Regions from separate parts of the Homo sapiens genome. Here region 2 is linked to region 1. Evidence: chromatin loops called from intact Hi-C (ENCODE). Cell type or tissue: ascending aorta. All regions are shown on one strand. Links, peaks and the distances in the headings refer to the core of each region. The heading gives the core; the rest is flanking DNA. Region 1 overlaps LIFR-AS1 (LIFR antisense RNA 1). Region 2 overlaps EGFLAM (EGF like, fibronectin type III and laminin G domains).

What was found. Peaks named below come from ENCODE experiments on the same cell type or tissue, not always from the same donor. Only the 100,000 strongest peaks of a DNase experiment are listed, where the experiment ranks them.
Region 2: it touches region 1 in a loop (6-fold over the local background); 7 of 110 quality-filtered maps call a loop at or near these places.

Annotation. Positions count from the first base shown.
Region 1 is chr5:38,664,692-38,670,074 of GRCh38, reverse strand. All of the region lies in intron 8 of LIFR-AS1 (LIFR antisense RNA 1), which reads right to left. Among named protein-coding and RNA genes, the nearest start is that of LINC01265, 53 kb to the left of the region's middle. In ascending aorta, for the core only: a CTCF peak has its summit at 2,841 (motif pointing right); a DNase peak (open chromatin) is centred at 2,884; H3K27ac peaks cover 761 bases.
Region 2 is chr5:38,380,047-38,385,429 of GRCh38, reverse strand. All of the region lies in intron 6 of EGFLAM (EGF like, fibronectin type III and laminin G domains), which reads right to left. Among named protein-coding and RNA genes, the nearest start is that of EGFLAM-AS2, 21 kb to the left of the region's middle. RefSeq lists an enhancer at 2,249-2,543. In ascending aorta, for the core only: a CTCF peak has its summit at 2,419 (motif pointing left); a DNase peak (open chromatin) is centred at 2,409.

The DNA.
Region 1 (5,383 bases), core at 231-5,230:
ATTGTCAGGGAATGTTTTTACATAAACCTTAATATCAAATAATCATAGAGCTTATATTTCTTTCAGCCCTGCCTCTTTATTTTACAAAGGAGTAAACTGAAGCCAGAGAGGTAGAAAAAATTGTCCAACATCACATAACCACTTTGTGACAAAGTTCAAATACCTTTGCTCAGAAAAAAAGGGGCCAAAATGGCAGATTCAATAAGTGTTTTAGAGGCTTCGAGGTATTTAGCCTGGGGCCAAATCCTGACCAAAACTCACTAGCTCTAGCTCCTTGGGGAAATCCCTTCACCTCCCGAATCCTCTGTTTCTTCATTTGTAAAATGATGATGATAATAATCTTTTGCAGCACTGTGGAATACTGGGAGGTTATATATGTAAAATGCCTAGTACAGCATCTGCCTCATAATATGTGCATTATGTATTTAGGTGCATAATATGTGCATTATGTATTTAGGTGCATTATTCTTAATTTCCCAGAATCAGCAAGGCCAAACTCCTTTGCATTGTGGGCTAACAGGGAGATGTCCAATAAAAACAATGATCCTTTAGTTCTCACTCCTGCCTAGCTCTAAGAGGCTCAACAAATACTATGAAAGCAAATCAGGTGCCCCATGGACAAAGACTAATAATGATACACCATATCTGACTCAAACATTTCATTCATTTTTGCACTCAGCAAAGAGTAAAATGGTTTCTAATCAAGTAAAGAATCCTAAAATTGGATTCATAGCATATAGTGCCAGGTTCAAAAGGGGATAAAAACATTACTTTTTTAACATTCTTGCTAAAGAAATGTTCAGCATACTCCATGTTATTCTTCCTCAATTCTTTTTCTTTTCTTTTTTTGACACAGAATCTCATTCTGTCCCCCCAGCTGGAGCACAGTGGTATGATCTCGGCTCACTGCAACCTCCGCCTCCCGGGTTCAAGTGATTCTCCTGCCTCAGCCTCCCAAGTAGCTGGGACTACAGGTGCCTGCCACCATGCCTGGCTGATTTTTGTATTTTTAGTAGAGACTGGGTTTCACCATATTGGCCAGGCTGGTCTTGAACTCCTGAACTTGTGATCCGCCCGCCTCAGCCTCCCAAAGTACATTAATAACTTTTTAAAACTCTGAATATAATAGGCATTAAAGATTTCTAGAATGCCATGGGTTCTGAGTCATGGGGAGCTGCAAGTGTTTCTAATGCACCGATTCTCACAATGCTGAAATGCTCTCCCTGCCCATTGACTCAAGGGAGCCAACCAATGAACTACGTCTGTTCATGGAGAGATGCATGTAGGGATCAGAGTATCCCAAAGATGCATTTTTCTAGACAGTACCTGGTCGCTGTACACCAGTTACCAGTGCAGGGAAGTGTGAACATAGCCAAGAATTCGGACTGAAATTCAGAAGGCTTTTAATTCACTATTGGTAGTGAATATTTCTGACTCAAGTCTCAACAGAAAACAGAGTGCATTCAGGATGGTACAAAGAACATTAAAGAAAAGACTATCTGTAGAGGACTAAATGGGATCAGAAGGGACTCTGAGGCACCAGGGGACTGATGAAAGTGGGCAGCCATTACACCCCCAGGTTTGAAGGGTCAAGGGGAGAACTGGCAGGTGCCAGAACCCAGTAAGAGCTGTAATGTGGGAGAGGAGGCCTTTGATGGGAGTTTGCTCATCAGTAGAGGAACAGGACCACCATACCCTAGTGAAGAGGGGAGTCAAAAACACTGACATCTCTCTTTCCCACCTTCTGACCGCTTACTAGTGCCTCCCTCTGGCTGAACCACCAGAAGCCCATTGATACAGTCCATACCGGCAGTCTCCTGCAGCTCAAGGCAGAGCTAAAAAAGCTGGAAATGGATTTGGAGGGGCAAATCAAAAATAACCTTGCGTGGCAACTCTGTGAGTCCCGGGAAAGGCACAAATACAGTTTTCTTTTTCTTTGTTTTGCCTTGGTTTGTCCTGTATTGGAATGGCTACGTGATGAATTCACACTTATTGATGGGAGAAAGTTATCTACTACATACTTGTACCCAGATTAGATATGGCAATCAGAAGGTCCAGTTCAATTCTCTAAGCAGCTGAATTTTCTTAACTACCTGGGAGGATATGTCACATTTTAAAGCCATACAAAGATCTTCAAGGCTCTGCATTCCAGACAGTTTTCTCTATTTGTTGGGATTTTCGGAAGCCCAATGAGTGACACTCCTGTTCCTTTCAATCTCCCTATATTGGGAGATTGAAAAATCACATTTAATATTTAAAGCTGATATTAGACAGCAAGGTTTAGTAGGAATGCTAAATGAGCTTACTAAAATTGTGCTGCAGAATAAAATGTATCCACTCAGTCACAGGCAAAGCAGGAAAACACAGGTCTTGCCCACGGGGGCAGAGTCTTTACTGCTAACCTCTTGAGCAGATGAAAACACATGCTTTTTGCAAGTGGACAGACCCCTAAAGAGGAGAGGTAGGAGCTGAGGCACCATGCTCAGTTGCTTATCTCATTCAGGGGTTAGGTCTGTCCTTGTTCCATGGTGGAAGAGTGAGTCACCTGCCAACAACAAGAAGGATATGTGCAAACAGACAAAGCAGAAGGTCCCATGGTCCATCCACCCATTATTCCCCTTCTGATAGTAACCCCCGGGGTGTTCTATGGGAGAAGGTGATCCGCTTGTCCCCCAGGCTTTTAAGAAATGTATCAGTGCCCATGTCTGACTTCCCAAAGCCCTGGCTTGACCTGTTGACATTGGTTTGTACAACTTCTTGGAGAAACCAGTTCCTTGTTTTCCTCCCATGGATTCTCTGTGCCCCCAAAGTGTGGGGGAGATAGCAGGAGACCAGCCTCCACCTCCGCTTCTGTCCTCCAGGTGGCAGGAGCACCATCTGGACTGTTCTACAGCCTCAGACCAAGCCAAAGATAACAGTATGTTCATGCACAGGAACACGCTGTGCTTCTCCAGATCCCAGGAAAGCAAATCCCAGTGAAGGTCAATAGTGGTACACTGTTTATAACTCAACTTTGGGTAGGAAGAACAAATATTAGGCCTCAGAACTTTCTTTTGTCAAGGACTCATGAGCCTTCTGCTAGGTCCCATCTGATCTTTTGTTAACTAGGTTCTTTCAAGCCCTGTTTATTCAGTGTCAAAAATTCTTAAGCAGCCGAACTCAAGTACCTGGGCTAGAAAGCTGCTATAGTTGCTCTGGAGAGAGTGGCCAGGAGTGGCAAATACCCTCCTGGCCCAGGCCCCACTGACTCTCCTCTCCAGGCTGCCTCTCCAACCCCAAAAACTCATCCAAAAGATGGTGCAATACAATACAACAGAGGCTACCTTCTCACCTTAGTGGTCAGAAACTAGAGCCATGTGTACAATTGCCTACTTGATATTTCTTCTTCAATGTCCCAAAGGACCCTGTCCCACTTCTGCCCCAAGCCTGATCCTTCTATAGTGTTTCCATTGTCAGTGAAGACATTCCCATCCAGACAAATGTGCAAGCTGGAAACCTAGGAGTCAGGCCTATCTCAATCCACATCGAAGTCATTTCCAAGTCATTTCTATTTGGTCCCCAAATCCTCTCTTGAATCCCTCCACTCCCCTCCATCCCCTCCTCTACTACCCTGGTCTGTGCCACAGTCATCTCTTTCCCTACCTATTCTGCCTGAATTCTTTCTCATCCTGCCTCCAATTCAGCCCCATTCTGCAGCTACAACAATTATTTTTTTCCAGAATGCAAATCTCATCATCTTTCTTCTTTAAAGCCCTTCAGTAGCCTCCTATTGCTCCTGGGAGAAAAATGAAAAGCCTAAAATAATCCACTAGATCTTCATCCAGCCCTTCATGCATCTGCACCTCTCTTTGGGCGGCACTTCTATTGGCCTCCAACCCTTTGTATTCTGGTCCCGCAGGTACTGTTTTTTCTCCCACCAAAGGGCCAGTGCATGTGTGCTTTCTCTATGTTGCTCCTCTCTGTGGAGGTTGAAGGCTTACATCTCAGCTAGGAGGACTTCCTCAGGGGCCCCTTTCTGACTTTCTGGAAGAGACAAAACCTCCCCCACTACATTTTTCCATGACAAACATGGGTTTCCCCCCATTCAGAGCACATGCCGTAGTTGTCATTTGTTGTCATTTAGGTGGATTATTTATTAATGCTTATCTCTCCAACTAAAAATGTATCCCCATCTAGGCAAGAATGACCTCTATTTTTGCTCAAAATGATTTGTGTTTGCAGAACCCGGCAGGAAGATTGGTAGTGTATCTGTGAACATGTGTTGAATGAATTGCAAGGTTTTCCTCAAACATGTACAGAGCAGGACATATCCCTGTGGTGTTACTTCCACTCTGGGCTGATCTTTGCCAGCTCAGCCTGGCTCCCTGGTTTAGCCAGCATCCAGCCCTGGGGAAAGTGTGTTCTTCCACTCCACTCTGTGACTACCCTGAAGGGCGAAACCACTAGGGTGGGCTCCAGAGCCAAAAGGGCCAACACAGAAGTACTCCACTAAGACCACACCAAGCTCCCCAGGGCCATACCACAGACTTAAGTACTGTCACTACTATAGGAAGTTCCTGCCGCCAAACTGCCAATGCTGCCTCTGTGTGGGTAATTAGGCTGTGCCAACCAGAGCCCTGCTGGTCTCTTTCTGCTTTAGGCAGGAGGCAGATCTCAGCTGTGTAATGGGTATCAGAAACTCTTAGCGCCCTCTCACTCTGCCCTTCTCTCCTTCTCCTCCTCTCCTTTCTCCTCCTTAATTCCTTAACTGACCCCACCGCTTAAACATTTTTCCTGGCCAGGGAAAATGTAAACCAAACCCTCTGCATAGAAACCAGCTGTGAATAACCAGGTCAACATGACAGTGTGGTCCCAGTACATACCCATAGAAGTGGGGGACTTTCTCTAATGCATGTTATTTTGTAGAAAGGTGTCTGCCTGTGCCTTTCAGAATATGTAGTCTCCCATAGTGTGTGTGTGTGTGTGTGTGTGCGCACGCACTCAAGGTACATGTGCCCATAGTGTGAATGTGCATGAACTGTGTGTATATGTCCATAGCATGTGTGTGTCTAGGGGACCTGGGAAGGGTTCCATCTCTGTGTTCCACAGACAGCCCTCTCACTTCCACAGCAGCTGCCTGAGATCCCCATAGGACATTCTGAGGCAATTAGTGACCATCTCCTGGAGTAGTCATCGGAATCCACTTCACAAACCATCAACTACAGCGAGCAAAACTGACTCTAGCTGATGCCATCTGAGATTCAGCTCATTGTTTGCACTAAGCTCACACTTTCTCTAAGCTATTCACACCAATGACTCTACTTGGCAGGGATGACAAGGTAGGCTTGCCTGTTCCTGGCTGACATAGGCCTCTTCTGACAGCTGACTTTTACTCAAGGACTGC
Region 2 (5,383 bases), core at 171-5,170, 280 kb after region 1:
TAGGTATTATAAGTAATCTAGAGATAAATATTTAAAGGATACAGGAGAGTGTACACAGGTTATATGAAAATACTACTCTATTTTATATAAGAGACTTGAGCATCTTTGGATGTTGGTGTTTGTTGGCGGTGGCGGGGGCGGGGGGGGGGGGTGGGTGGGAAACAGTCCTTGAATCAATTCTCCATGAATACAGAGAAATGACTGTTTATGTTTGTGTGTACTAGGTTGCAATGTAAATTGCATACACTTATTATAAGTGGTAGTCCAAAAAAGTTTGATAAATAGTTGTTTTTTTAAATGTCAGTTAATTTCCCAGCTGATTGCCACTTTACTTTGAACAGGGGTTAGGTTTTTAACTTTGATTTTGTTCTATAGCAGGGTTCCTCAACTTCAGTACTATTGACATTTAGAGCTAGATAATTCTCCATTGTAGGGGGCTGTTCTGTGCATTGCAAGGTATTCATATTTAGCAACATCTCTAGTCTCTACTGACTAAATGCCAGTAGCACTTTCCCCCCAGTTGTGACAGCCAAAAATGTCTCCAGGCATTGCCAAATATTCTTTGGGGACCAAAATCACCCCCAGTTGAAATCTACCACTCTATTGTGCCCCCAAATACTTTTGAGCATTTGGGGGCACAATAGAGTAGTAACAGACATGAAGCAAAGAGCCTGTGGGAGCCAAGTGCAGTAGAATGAGCCTGGGATACAGATCCCCAAACTTTCTTAACCTCTGTTGGGTTTACAGCCAGGTCCCTATGGGCCACTCTGTCACTGCACAGACTGCCTTCAGTCTAACCGCAGGATTTTCCCACATGTGGCTGGGACATGCAGCAGGACACAGCAGGTGTTCCCGGTCAGAAAGTGTTCCTGAGACACTAAGAAAGGCAAAGGCATCCCAGTACTTCTGGCTTATATAAGGAAATAGCTCAGGGAACTGATGTAGAAACTCCCCACTTGGGAGCATGGGAGCAACACTCACACTGCTCTCAAGAGGAACCAACAGAATATGGGTGAGAATGGAGCGGTGTAACCACGCATGTAAGTGGGGTCTCTGCAACAGAGAAGAGGACAGGAAGCGCAAGGATCACTGGCTAGAGAGTCCCAGATGACTGTAAGACCTTCAGAGAGTCACATAATCTGGTGGTGTCAGTTCCTTATCCGAAAATTGTGGAAGTCTGGCTAGGTTCTTCAATGACTCGCCAGTTTCAAAATTCTATGATTTCCATTTGGCACTCTACCTCTTTTTTCTTTTCATGTCTGTTCTCCTTAAAGCAATATAAAATTGCCTCCTTATTCCTTCTCCTTCCTCTCCAGTGAGCTCCACCACTGCAGCCACAGCAATCCTGCTTAAAATATAAGTCAGGCCATGTCATTTTGCTGCTCAAAATTTCAATATCTTGGCCTTTAACTTTGAATAAGATTCAAAGTCTTCATCAGGACCTATAAGATTTGACACGCTCTGACCCCTGGCAAACTTTCTGACCTCACTTCCTATCATTTTTCTCACTCACCACATTCCCACCACGTGGGCCTCTTTCTGTGAGCTTCCAGTGTCCTGTGGGCTGTCACCCCAGGACCTCTGCATTTGTCACTCCCTCCACGTGGAGGGATTCTGCTCAAATCTCTCTTTGAGAGAAGCCTTCCCTGATAGCCTATCCCAAGCAGCAGCTCCCACCATCCTCTACACCCTCTTAGCCCTTCACTTTTCCTCTTGACACTTATCATTACTGATGATATTATTTATGTAATATAATGTGATACAGACTTATTTCACAGACTCTCCCACAGATATACCTCATGAGGGCGGAGACACTATTGATCTTGTTTACTGCTAAAACCCCAGCATCCAGAAATTACCTGGGCATAAACAGACATCAAATACACATTTTGGAAACTGTGTGAATAAGTGCTTAAACAAGCAAAATAATCAATGTAGAGTCAGAAATTAGGTTCTTTACTTTCTTGAACATCACCCAAACAGTTTTCAGGGGTAATGTTAAAAAAAAAAAAAAAGGCCTGACAAATTTGTTTGTAGCCTTTCTCATCACCCACTCCTCTAATTTTCATTGTTGTAATTCTTTCTGAATTTGCCAGCTTTTTATTTCATTTTATTTTGGAAAGAAATGTATGTACCAGTTGTTTGCATCATTTTGACACAGCATTGTAAATAAAATGTTATAAACGCCAAAGAACGCTGAAGAAATATCTGTTTTTGTTTGTGGACGTTTGGTTGCACCAGAAAAAAATCTAAAATTAGTTGCCTTCTCCCATGTTGGTTGGGACTTTGAACCATAGAAGGTGCCCTCTATCTGACGCAATCTAATGGAGCTGCTCTCAAGGTCAACCACTTCAGGTGACTCCAGACTGAGTCGCAAGGGCTCGTCCGGCTCTGTAAGTGTGGGAACTACTGCCATCTGCTGGATGACTGTTGATACTTCCTCCTGAGCAGCTGTGGCTGGCATGCCCCTGCACTCCCTAAGGATCCTGTGATCAACATCAGTGATGGGAGATACATTCCACTGGGCCAAAATGGAGACACAATCACATTTTAAAATATGGTAGATGCTGGGATTAGAGTTCAAAAGCAGCACTAATCTATGTTCTAAGACAGGCCTCTTGGCTCCTCATATCAGTGGGAATAAGAAGCTGGTACCACCAAAAATTTCCAATTGGGGCTCAGATTTAGAGATAGATCCTTACAGCAGCTGACTTATTTTTCCTTTTGAAAAAACATTTTTATCTCAAAAGGTATATATGAATATTATGTGTTAATAAGAGATTAGTGCAACATAGGCTATTGGTTAAATTTGTGAAATAGCAGATAAGAGACTTGGGTTCAGAATACCATCCACTTGCTGATCAGCTGTGCATGTCAGTCTATCCAACTAGAAACTAATGGAGAAATAATGGTGCTGGCCCACTCTGCTTCAAAAAGATACCAGAAGGGAAGATGAACTTGGACAACCAAAAGACAAGTAAGGTTACCATCAAGAGGCCCAGCTTTGTTTACACCAGTGAAGCAATCCAAATGTCCATCAATGAGGAATTAGTTCAATAAATGTGGCACACCTTTATAATGGAATACATTGTTATTAAATTTTGTGATGTATACCTACATTCATTTGCATTTATATATGTATAAAGTATTTTGTTGTACAGAAAAAGTGTATGTACTATGATTTCATCATTGGATTAAAAAAAATTCTGGAAGATATTATCTGCCAAAATATTAATAGTGGCTATACCTAGATGCTGAGTTTAGAGATAATTTTCATTTTGACCTTTTAATATTTTTTATGTTGCCTGAATTTTTTTCACTAACAATAAGCATTATAGAGCACAATATTCTTTTCTATTTGGCGATAACACAAATACTATTTCTGTTTTGCAATTACTGCAATGGTTTCTCTAACGTCATCTCCTTCGACTTTTCTGCCCCAGAACTCCCTTCTCCAGCTACACTGACCTTCTTGTTCTTCTCTGAACACGCTTGAGGAATCGAATCTTTAGACAAAAGGAATCTCACTAATTTTAGGAATCAAGTGGCAGATCCTGGACCAAAACCCAGTTTGGCGATTACCTTTTCAGACTTGATTCCTAAATTCCTCTGTCCTTCTCCACCCTGCCCTGTGCCCTGGGAAGCTGACCTGCCTGGCTTCCACTTGTGTGCTGCCCATTAGGAAGCACCAACAAGAAAGAAGAGAGAGGAAAAAGAGTCAGAGTGTTCCCCTAAATTTTACCCTATGAGGTTATCATGGGACACATGTCTGAAGGTCATAGCTCTTGCTGGATGGCCCTCCCTTTCCATCTGGATACTGGTCCCAATTAGCACATGACTAAGCTGTTGCAAACAGTCCCCTCATTAAACTTGTTTCAAATCATCCAAGTACTTATGCCTCTATTTCGTGCCAGGAGCCTGATGACTACTGAGATCCCTAGAAAAGTCATCTTTTCTCCTGCAGTTGCTTCTCATTTATATTTGTACATAAGTGTTTCGTATTCGGTTGCATTATCAGATGAGATCCATCAAACTCAGCCAGCATGCACCGCGTCCCTCCTATGTGTCTGTGTTAAGCTGATTTCACAGACCTCCTCTCTTTGTGCTGAACAACAACTGTGGCCCTACTCCCATCAAAGAACTGAAACGATTCAAGAATTTAGATGCTAAGAAATGATCCCAATGAAGAACTATATAAAAGCAAGAAATGCTCCAAAGGAAAGAACAGAAAAGATTAGCCATGACATTATGATGAATGTGAAGGAAAGAGAACAAAATGGATAATTAAGTAAATAAAAGGAAACAAAGTGAAAATGGGTAAGATAATTGTGTGTGGATATGTATGTGGATATCACCTCAATATATTAATGTTTAAAAATCCATTGAGTGGAATAAACAGTATATAGTTGCACATTCTGAGGCCATGAAATATCAGCCGACCGACTGAGCAGATGCTCCAGTTGAAATCAGAGCATCGTGAGTTCCTTTCCTTTGAAAATTTATATTTCCTTATCATTTGCTTTAGTCTCTCTTCTCTACCTAGCCAGAGGGGGTAAAATATTGGTGTCCTGATTATTAGTAAATGTATGATAATGTAAGATGCACAAAGGCCTCAGAAGAGCAATTAATAGGTATTTAAACAGCAAAGTGAATCATTCCCTGTAGAGCCAATAAAGTTGTGCAAATGAATGTTGCTCAGATTTACATGCATGGAGTCATCAGCAAATCAATAGAGCGATTGCCATGGAGGACACCCTGAATGTAAAATTACATCTGAAGTTATATTCACGCTCAAATGCAAACTGAAAATGCAGGTTTGTCTAGGCTATGAGTAAAACAAATTATTTATCGCTCCTACTGTTCCCTTTTTCATCTCACGTTCTAAAGATTTACAAATCCATGAAGCTCACTGACTCATTGGCCTTTCCCATGCTCCTGGAATAATGCCTAGCAAAGGAACCTCTTCCTCAGTTTGCTTTTTGTCTTTCTCCAATGTCACCAGCACAAACCTGTTCCAAAGCAGTTGGATTGCAGGCTCTCCAGGTCTCTTCTTTAAGAACATGTATGTGAAAATTAAATCACAGACAGCTCTATCAAGGGAACAAGTTCATTAGTATGTGCTAATTGATTCCTTAAAAGCTTGACAAAATTGCTATCTAAAAGGGGATTTACCAAATTTCCTGACAAATTTCTTGAAAATTTAAGGAAAAATGCCCAAACAGTATAGTACAGAGGTCAGCAAACTGTGGCCCGTGGGCCAAATCCAGCCTGCTGTAACAATGGTTTTTACATTTTTAGGGGCTGGGGAAAAAGTTTAAGAATAATAATTTCTTGTGACACATAAAACTTAAATTCAAATCTCAGTGTGCATAAATAGTTTTAT